2 separate regions of the Homo sapiens genome follow, and region 2 is linked to region 1. The links are chromatin contacts, found by Hi-C or POLR2A ChIA-PET in ENCODE. All regions are on one chromosome and are shown on one strand. The core of a region is the stretch at or near the end of the contact, and the rest is flanking DNA. Distances in the headings are between cores, read along the strand shown.

Region 1 (5,216 bases), core at 1,406-3,905:
TAAATGAATATATCTTATTCTTCTTTTCAAATGTGAAACCAAGAGCTATTCAACAAAATTTACTGATGGTGAAAATTTTCCTGCTTCTTCATACAATTTTTACTTTTTCTCTATCTGGTCATCAAGGACACAGTTGATCTTATCTGGACTACAGGGGAAAATGTGTCAAAAATATGATAAATTTTGTGAAGACTTGTACACAAATTTTCTATTCTGATTGTATAAAGCATTATAAGGAGATAAAGGTCAGAAAATAAGATAGTTTTGCAGACATGGTTACCCAAGGTTATTAGCTAAGCAGTGGTAAAGTCACAGTCAAGACCCAACTTAACTCCCAATCCCATGTGCTTTCTATTACAATACAGTGTTACAGGAATACTTGTTCTTGTTTCATTTATTAGTCTAAAAAACATTTTTTGGGAAAATTTTAGGTTAAAAAAAACTTCATAGAAAAGACAAATTACACATGCTTTCTTTTAAAAATTCTTCTGGGCCATCACATCTCTGGTGTCACCAAGACTCAAGACATTAAAACATTACCTTAAACAAAACTGCAGTTGCAAGCACTAGACATAAAGCAGAATACATATATATGTGATCCTTTGACAAGCTTCAATGTGACTGGTTACATTCATTCTTGTCATCTTTCCAGGGAGACAACTCAAGCTTAGAAGCCTTACCCAAAACCCACAGTTGTTTTCCTGCACCACCCCTCTCCTTCCATTAGTTTCCCCTCCTCCCATAGCATTCTGGGTCCTTACCAATCTCTACCTTTGGCACTGGGATGCTTTCCCCACCCCAGACCTTCACGTGACTCATTTTCATCCTTGCAGCCCATAGGGTCTTACTAACTAAAGTGGCCTCTCCCAGTTACTTCTTTCTAAGCACATACTACAATTTATAATTAACCTTTTTACTTATTTTTCTAGTTAATTGTCTTTCCCATCAGGATATCCCATGAAGGCTCTCTCCTCACCATTGTCTCTACAACACCTCCTTTTCCATCATTACCAAAACCGCACTGGAAATACTGTCATTCCTACCACCTCCCACCAACTGTAAGTTCATCAAGGCTAAGTGCTGTCTTACTCATGTTTCCCCAGCACTTGGTAAAGTCCCTGGCACTATCCTATGAAGTCAGTAAAAATCTGTAAAATAAATGAGCTTACTAAACAGGGATGACTACTACTAAGGAAGCAGAGAACAACAACACGTTAACATTTAATAGTACAGGGCAATGTTGCAGGTTGTACACACAAAAATTGGAGTGGTACAATCCACGGAAAAGATTAGTAAGGACAAAATTCCATTCAGAGAGATGAGGTGCTTCTGCCTCGGCAGAGAGAGGGAAGAAAAGCAATCAAGCAAGCTAACTTTTATTCTACTCCGGACCAACAGAGCAAATTGCCCCCCAAAATTATTATTTTAGAACGCCGCAATTTATTCAGCATACTGGACTACTTATTAGACTCCAAGTACCAACATGCCACGATTATTTTGCATTTTCTAAGGTACAACAGATAAGGAGCTGATGGGTGCCTCTGAAACCTGACAGAACAAACATTGGAAGCAGAAATAATAATGGCCAATATTTGTATTTGTAAAAGACTTGAAAACATACAGAAAAATCTCGGAGTGGTCATGGAGACTAAACTAAACACACCCATAAATATGTAATCATAGGTTAGGACCCACCAAGGCACAGAAATGATCATACGACTGCCAAAAGAGGCCACACTCTACATCCCTCTTCCCATCCTCTTCTACTCAAAGAGTCAGCCTTATTCTCGGTAGCACAATCCTCTCAAAGAAATACAGAAAAGACGAAAGAACGGCTTAAACGTAAAAAAAAAAAAAGCAAAAACCAAACAACCAACCGGCTCCGCAATCCCTAATCAGAAAGCTCTAGACGCCTTTCGAAGCCAACTGTCATACCTTTTAGGAGCCCAGAAGATGTTAACTCCAAAAATAAGTCTCTGGCCCCAACACACCTCTCTGGATTATTCAGAAAAACCCGGGTTTACCAGTTCGGAGATCTGCACTCCACTCAAAAAAGGATCTCCCGGCAGGGACAAGCAATCAATCCCTCAGGGGGCAGTGGCGCTCCAACCACCCGGCCAGGACACAGGCAACGGCGACAGGGCACAGCCCTTCCAGGGACCCGCCAGGGCCCTCCGGGATCTCAGTAAGGCTCAGAGCAAAACGACCCAGCGGTGGCCAAAGTCGGGCAGTGGCGCAGGGGGGCCAGCGGTCGAGCTTCCGAGCTGGGCCTTCCCGGCCCGGGGGCGCGGCGAGTCACGGAGGTGGCGCCTTTCAGTTTGGACCCGGCTGCTTACAGAGGATCCAGGGCCTCCTTCCCTGACTTCCCCGCCCCGCCGCCCTCAGCCAGCCAGTCAGCCCCTCACCTGGCAGAAGCTCCGGCAGTAGTTCAAAGATGAGACCTCCGACACCTCTTGCTCCCTCAGCTCTGTCTCCAGCTGCCACAGACACGGCCGCAGTCCCGAGGCTCCCGGCGCTGGAGATACGGGGCGATGACCCCGAACCATGGACTCAGTCTCGACTCCATCTCCGGCTCCCGCTACCGCCGGAGCCTCAGCCCCAGCCCCGGCGACAGCGGCGGCGTCTCCCTTTCCGTCCGCCATCTTCCCACGGCCCACCAGCGCGTAGGCAACCAAGCCACGTGACTCAGCCCTGGCCCTGCCCCCGGCCGCCCGCGCACTGTGACGCACTCCTTAGCGACGCGGGCGCCCGCCTGATTCCGTCACTCGGACTCCGGGTGCTCTCAGTGGCCTACGCATCGCCAGTCCTGACAACAGCCTAGCAACAACTGGCTAGAGGCTATGCCCACCTAGACCCCTTTGAGGTCATGGGATCACGGAGCCAGAAATGCCTGTAGAGCAATCTAGATTTGAGGGGGATGACATTTGAACTGCGATCTGAAGGGACAAGAGGAAGGTAGCCCTGAAAGGAACATAGCGAAAAGCATCCCTGGTAGAAGGAAAATAAGCAAAGATTGTGAGGCCGAAATGAAGAGTAACATCAAGGGAACTTGGTTTATGATACAGACGGCATTACAAGTCAGTGGGCGAAAGGACAGACTCTTCAATAAATGGCGATGAGACATTTTTTCCAAAAGGGAAATAAATGATTAGATTTCTACCTCAAACCATTTCCAAAAATAAGGCCGAGATGGATTAAAGACCTGCAAACATTTTTCAGAAAATAAAAATAGCTTTATAATGTCAAAAATAGGGAAGAATTTTTTTTTTTTTTTTTAGACGGAGTCTCACCCTTGTTGCCCAGGCTGGAGTGCAACAGTGCTATCTCAGCTCACCGCAACCTCCGCCTCCTTGGTTCAAACATTCTCCTGCCTCAGCTTCCGGAGCAGCTGGGATTACATGCATGCGCCACCATACCTGGCTAATTTTGTATTTTTAGTAGAGATGGGGTTTCTCCATGTTGGTCAGGCTGGTCTCGAACTCCTGACCTCAGGTGATCCGCCCGCCTCAGCCTCCCAAAGTGCTGGGATTAGAGGCGTGAGCCACCGCGCCCGGCTAAGAATTTCTTAATAAGACCGGAAAAGCACAAACCATAAGGGAAAATATTTAGATTTGACTGTATTAAAATGTGTTACTTCCGTATAACAAGTTGAAAAAGCACACAAAGACAAGCCACAGACTAAATGATATTCCCCATATATATAACCATTGTTTATTGTTGTTGTTTTTTGAGACAGGGTCTCACTCTGTCACCCAGCCTGGAGTGCAGTGGCACGATCTAGGCTCACTGCAACCTCTGCCTCTCAGGTTTAAGTGATTCTCGTGCTTCAGCCTCCCAAAGTAGCTGGCACTATAAGCGTCCGCCACCATGCCTGGCTAATGTTTGTATTTTTAGTAGAGGCGGGGTTTCACTGTGTTGGCCAGGCTGATCTCGAACTCCTGGCCTCAAGTGATCCGCCCGCCTTGGCCTTCCAAAGTGCTGGGATTACAGGCGTGAGCCACCGCGCCCAGCCATAACCATTGTTTTGATTAGTATCCAAAACAGTTCCCGGGCTGGGCGAGGTGGCTCACGCCTGTAATCCCAGCACTTTGGGAGGCCGAGGCGGGCAGATCACGAGGTCAGGAGATCAGGACTATCCTGGCTAACACGGTGAAACCCTGTCTCTACTAAAAATACAAAAAATTAGCCGGGCGTGGTGGCGGGCGCCTGTAGTCCCAGCTACTCGGGAGGCTGAGGCAGGAGAATGGCGTGAACCTGAGAGGCAGGGGTTGCAGTGAGCCGAGATCGCGCCACTGCATTCCAGCCTGGGTGACAGAGCAAGACTCCGTCTCAAAAAACAAACAAACAAACAAACAAATAGTTCCCAAAATCGAAAAAGGCAAACAACCCAATAGAAAAGTAAATTAAAAAGCTGGACGTTTTGGCTCATGCCTGTAATCTCAGTACTTGGGAGCCCAAGGCCGGAGGATTGCTTGAGTTCAGGAGTTCGAGACCAGCCTGGGCAACATAATGAGATCTTGTGTCTACAAAAAATGAAAACAAAATTAGCCAGGCGTGGTGGCATGCGCCTCTAGTCCCAGCTACTTAGGAGGCTGAGGTGGGAGGATCGCTTGAGCTCTGGAAATCAAAGCTGTGGTGCAGTGACCCAAGGTGGCATCACTGCATTCTAGCCTGAGGGACACTAAAAAAAAAAAAAAAAAGAGAGAGAGAAAGAAAAGTAGGTAAAAAGGCAGTTCACCAAAAAAGAAAACTGAATGGCCAATAAACCCAAGAAAAAATATATAATTTTGCTGTAACTATCAAAGTACAAGTAAAACAACAATTTCATATCCATTAGATTGACAGGAATTTTTAATTAGTATAGGAAATAGGAAAATGGAACTTATATACCCCTGCTGGAAGCATAAATTGACATATCACTTAGGAGAATAATGTGTAATATTTAATGAAATAGAAGATGTACATGTCCTGTAATTAAGCAATTCCTAATAATAAGGGTAATAATAATAACGGTCAATATTCATTGAGATTTAATATGTTCCAGGCACTTTTCGAAGTTCTTTATATGTATTAACTCATTTAATTCTACTAACAATATCATGAAAATTTATTGCCATCATTTTACAATTAAATAAACTAGAGCACAAAGAAGTAACGTGCCCAAAGTGACACAACTAGTGATGGTGCCTGAAATTCAATCCTGGGTAGTCTGGCTC
Region 2 (5,297 bases), core at 1,167-3,666, 210 kb after region 1:
CCAGCCAGGAACACAGTGTGCCAGTCTCTTCTAAGAACAGCATCCCCAGCAGGCCCCATTCTCCCTCATTCTACCGCCTACCCCTTCAGGCTCTGTTGCTCATGCCAGGCAAGGAGGAGTTGCCAGACCTTTCCAGCAAAGACTCCTGGAGTGGAGACACTCCTTTACTGGATACTTTCCAGGGTCTTCTCATTTCTTGCTCACTGACTCAGAGGCAGCAAAGTAGTGATTTGGGGTCCCATTTCACAGATGGGGAAAACTGAGCGAACTGACCCAGGGGTGCATAGTCTTTCCCACCTCAGGATGCTGAAGGAGCCCTCGAAGGCTTAGACCACTCACCTGAGCCACATCCAATAGGTAGATCTGAAGGAAGAAACCCAGGGCACAGCCCGTCACCTGGTAGGGGGCTCCCCCAAGTGCATAGCAAAGCTTGTTGCAAACAGACAACTGTTGTTTCTTCTTTTTCGGTTCTTTCTGGGAAGAGGAGGAAAAGATGAAAGGCCCAAGGTTCTGGCCTCCATCCAAGAAGGTTCCACAGGAAGGACCATCCCTCTGGCCAGCTCTACCAGAACAAACAACTCTGCTTTGACCTGTTCCTATCCAGGAGATCCCACCTTTTTTTTTTTTTTTTTTTTTTTTTTTTTTGAGACAGAGTCTTGCTCTGTTGCCCAGGCTGGAGTGCAGTGGTGCCATCTCGGCTCACTGCAAGCTCCGCCTCCTGGGTTCACGCCATTCTCCTGCCTCAGCCTCCCAAGTAGCTGGGACTACAGGCACCCACTACCACACCCAGCTAATTTTTTGTATTTTAAGTAGAGACGGGGTTTCACCATGTTAGCCAGCATGGTCTCGATCTCCGAGATCCCACTTTATACAAAAGAAAGGTGTTCTCCATTCTTAGGAACATGGAAAAGGGGAATCCATACTTGTGTGAAAGTAGCCCCTAAGCCACCTCCCTCCTGGAGATTCTAAGGAAACTTATCAGCCCACCATCCCTAAAGAACTCCTCCCAAGGCCTCAGGCACTGCTCCTTTCCAGGTTTCAGGGGGAGCATGCTCCAGCAGCCGACCTGTCCCCACCCGGCACCAGCTGCCACAACCTGAAAATCCGCTTGCTGCCAAGAGCTGCCTGAGCCCAGCCCAGGCTCCCACCCTGCCTCAGAGACAGGATCCACCTGCCTACTCCTGGTGAGAGCTCTAGAGAGCTACGGGGGCCCGGCCCAGCTGGCTGCAGGCGCAGCTGTTCCACCTATCCCAGAGCATCCCTGACCACTATAGGCAGCCAGAGCTTCAGGCGGACCCAGGAACTGTCCTACTCTCCAGCTTCCCGACCCATCGCCCTCCACCCCTGAGCTCCTAGAGGACCTTGGAGACGGGAGGAAAGGCCTCCAGGTTCAGGCCTGATCCCTCTCCGGGTGGGGCACTAGGGAGGTTGGGTTGCCCAGGGAAAGTAGATATTACTCATACATAGTAACAGCATAATTGCTCACCCAGCTCCTTCCAAAGATCAGTTAATAAAATTAAAAGGAAAAGGCAGTCACCTCCCACGAAGGTATCTATTGCCTGAGATCCTTTCCTAGGGGGCCGCCTCATTTTATTTGGTCCTTCAATAAGTCCCCAGGGCTGGGGATGTGGTCGATGGTCTCGATGCGCAAAGCACCGTTCCCGCGCGAACATCCACATTCAGACAAATGCCTGAGGGACGCGGCTCCTTTAAGAGCAGAGCTCTTGTTCTTATGAATGAACTTGAGCGGCCCTAACAGCAGAGTTGAGGCGCAAGAGTAGGTGGGTGGAGTGGGAGGTAGGGGATGAGAGATGGGGAACCAAGGGGAGTTTCCCAGATTTCTGGGGTCATCTCTGGGGTTTGGGGCGGCAAGCCCCAGCCGCTCAACACGGAAGAATGGAAACCGGCTAGGCAGAGCGGGGAATCACATGGGGCTGCCGGCAGAGCCTCTCCGCAGAGCGTGGAGTGCGGGTGAGCAAAGGGGGGCGAGGGCGCCCACAGCTTTTCTCCGTCACCCCCTGTCCCAGGGCACCCCCAGGTCCTCTCTGGCTCGTAGGCTTCCTGTCCCTGGCTATCCCAATGGTCCCCTGACCAGGCCGACCCCGGGACGCCCCTGATCCCCCATTTCCGCCTCCTCCCTCCCCTCGCCCTCCACGCGGGGTGCCGGGCCCTCACCTTCACCTGGGCCGGGCGTTCAGTGCTTTGGAGGATGCTGGTGGGTAGCAGCCCCGCCGCGGAGCCGCTCTCGGCGCCTTCTCCTTTGGCCATGACCCGCGGGCCACGCCGCTTGGGACCTGGTAGACGGGATGCTCCTCTGCCCCGCAGGCCGCTGCTCCTCCCAAGCTCGCTTCGTAGCAGCCTTAGCCACGGCCGCCGCGCGCTAGCCAAGCCGGCTGGCAGACGAGGAACGCACTCTGCTGCACGCCCCCTCCGCGCCTCTTATAGTTCTGCCCAGCCCTCTCGGTTGCGGCCAATCCCCGAGCCCCGCTGCCCCGCCTCCAGCCAATCCCGTCGCCCGCCTCCCTGCCCCCGCCTCGCCCGGCGGCTCTGTGCCACCGAGCCACGTTCTCCAAGCCCCGGAACCGGCATCTGCCTGCGCTGGCTCCTAGCAATCCGAGAAGCAGGCCGCGAGACCTCCCAGACACGCGCGAGGAAACCGAGGCCCCAGGCTGAAAGTGATCTGCCCGGGGTCCCCGATCTGCCCGAGGTCCCCGAGGTCCCCAAGGTCCGACTCTCCCCGAGTCGGGCCTACCACCCATGACTTCTGAGCCCCAGGCCTAGGAAAGGTAGGGGCTCTGAAGCCCACTTTAAAATCTGGAGTCAGGGCCTCTCTCCTTCTTCAAGCCTAGAGGACGTACGCTGACACTTTCCCTCCTGATGCCTCTCTCTCATCCCCGAAGACACACCATTCCCCCGTCCTGCCCTTGGCATCCGGGCAATGGGGAGAAAGATGAGGCAATCCAGTGGCTGCCCCTGCCAGAAGGGAGCTCCCAAGTCGTGGAGAGAAGCCGGGGCTACGCCCGCTAGTACACTATGACAACAGTGGCCTTTTTATGGATAGCTTCCTCCATGCTTAATATGATCTCTTTCGGCCCTCAAAAACCACCAAGTGAGGGTGGTACTATTATTATCCCCATTTTACAGCACAGGAAGGGGAAACTTGGAGAAGTGAAGCAACTGTTATGTAGCAGAGCCAGGCCTGAAAGGTTTTGTCCGATACCAAAGCAGTTGCTCTCAACAGCCCTGCTCTATCCCTCTTAGCATAAATTACAGACGGCAGAATGGGGTGTATGTGTCTCCCAACAAGAAGCCCTGGGAGATACATGGCTCCAGAGGCACTGAGGGTTGAAACAGGGAAAGTTTTGAAAAAGAGAATGCCCAGAAATGTGGTCCTCAAAAGAAGATGGGAGGGCATTAGTTTGGAACAGAAGGCAGGCACGGATGCCAGAAAAGAACAGTCTTTAGTTCCACCTCTGAGTCCCTTATGTCAATGTCACCCCGGTCTTTCCAGTTCTCTGATTAGTGAAGGGGCTGCTGGAACTCTCAAAGGCTACCCACCCGGTTCCTGTGCTCCTTAATGTCAGCCTCCTTCTTCCTTTCTTTAAATCTCTGATTGCAGGGAGGAGAGATAAGGTCTATCTGCCCCAGGATGGTCACACCATGCTCCCTCATACGCCAGCAGATCCCATCTGGGCACACAGCTCTTGGCCATTGCTGAGCAGAAGAGAGCCAAAGTGAGGCACTGAATACTGTGGAAAGGGAATGGCTGGCCCCATTACTCCAAGCTGTGTGACACTGTTCTGTCTCTTTTCCCCTCTCCAGGCTTGGTTAGCTAAGCTCCCTTGCAGCCCCCAAATCTTCTCTCCCACAGTCACACCATACCACAAGTGATCTGTATCCCCCGGTTGACAATGAGCTCCTCAGGTAGGAACCGCATCTTTTTCACTTCTGTGTCCCCACCAACTAGCTTAGGGCCTGAATTATTGTGTTCAGTGAATGAATGTTCAGTCTTCCCCTGCTAAGGTACAAGCACACAGAAACCCATTAGGAAAAGCCCTAAGTGTCTCCATTTACTAGCTGTGCGGCTGACTCTGAACAACTCAGTTAACCTCCCTGTGTAAAATGGTGATATTAATAGTAGCTACTGGCCAGGCACCCTGGCTCACGCCTGTAATCCCAGCACTTTGGGAGGCTGAGGTGGGTGGATCACGAAGTCAGGAGTTCCGGACCAGCCTGGCCAATATGGTGAAACCCTGTCTCAACTAAAAATACAAAAATAAGCCGGGTGTGGTGGGGCACACCTGTAGTCCCAGGTACTCAGGAGGCTGAGGCAGAAGAATCGCTTGAACCCAGGAGGCGGAGGTTGCAGTGAGCCGAGATCGTGCCACTGCACTCCAGCCTGGGTGACAGACAAAGACTCTTGTCTCAAAAAAAAAAAAAAATTAATAGTAGCTACCTAATAGATTTGTTTTGGGGATGAAACAAGAAAATGCACAGGAAGCATTTAGCACAAGTGCCTGGGAGCTGAAGCTGGGCTGGTCCCCCTCCTGGCCTGATTCCAGTCTGTCAGTGTAGCAACGCAAGATTCCAGATATGGCCTGACCAAGCCAGCACAATAGGCCTATTATTTTTTCCAGTCTGGATGCGACACATTGTTAATGCAGCCTAAGACTGCTGGGCTTCAGAGCCTTTCTCTCCCATGATTAGTTCCCATCAGGTTGTGGTCAACTAAATCATTCAGATCCTTTTCACCGGAGTTGGGGTCAAGTCAGGTCTCTCCCCGATCCTCTGCTTTCTGTAATGTCTTGAGGCTCACAACAGAACAATGTCATCTTGCTTATTCCAGCCTGTCGAAATTGTTGTGGATGCTGGTTCTATGGCTCACTGTTTTCTCTCACTCTAAATTTAGATCTGGCTGTCCCTTGCAACTTCAACTCCACCAGCCATGTTGTTGGTCAGGACAGAGCCCCATAACACAGCACTAGAGACACTCACTGTCACCACTAACTGAATCACGGCACCGCCAATACAACAGCTCCCAAATACCAAGCAGCCACTGGTATGCTGGGCAGCGTGCCCCATAAGTGCTTTAAATATACTATCTCATTTACTTCTGTTTTTTTTTCTTTATATCTCATTTAGTCCCAACAACACCACTGGAGAGAGTTGTTTTTATTACCCTCATTTTATTTATTTTTATTTTATTTTCTTAGAGATAGGGTCTTGCTCTCTCCTCCAGGCTGGAGTGCAGTGGCACACACGATCATAGCTCACTGCAGCCTTGAATTCCTCAGCTC

The links. Hi-C counts contacts between places; a loop is a spot of excess contacts on that map. ChIA-PET counts read pairs that join two places held with the same protein, here RNA polymerase II (POLR2A). Pooled maps may share reads with other maps.
Region 2: a pooled map shows a loop between it and region 1 (5-fold over the local background). The contact joins the promoter of MFSD2A here to the promoter of RLF in region 1. A Hi-C loop is called at or near these places in 6 of 50 pooled maps. POLR2A ChIA-PET finds 5 or more read pairs at or near these places in 3 of 52 experiments (K562, WTC11 and activated CD4-positive, alpha-beta T cell).

What each region holds. Positions count from the first base shown.
Region 1 is chr1:40,158,826-40,164,041 of GRCh38, reverse strand. RLF (RLF zinc finger) reads right to left here and starts at 2,655. Exons shown (of 8, transcript NM_012421.4): 1 at 2,406-2,655. The coding sequence starts at 2,642. LOC105378671 (a long non-coding RNA gene) reads left to right here and starts at 2,764. Exons shown (of 3, transcript XR_947232.3): 1 at 2,764-3,077. RefSeq lists enhancers at 1,751-2,366, 2,370-2,879, 2,367-2,983 and a silencer at 3,992-4,193.
Region 2 is chr1:39,952,264-39,957,560 of GRCh38, reverse strand. It overlaps MFSD2A (MFSD2 lysolipid transporter A, lysophospholipid), which reads right to left and starts at 2,416. Exons shown (of 14, transcript NM_032793.5): 1 at 2,176-2,416; 2 at 340-474. The coding sequence starts at 2,268. RefSeq lists a silencer at 2,465-2,594.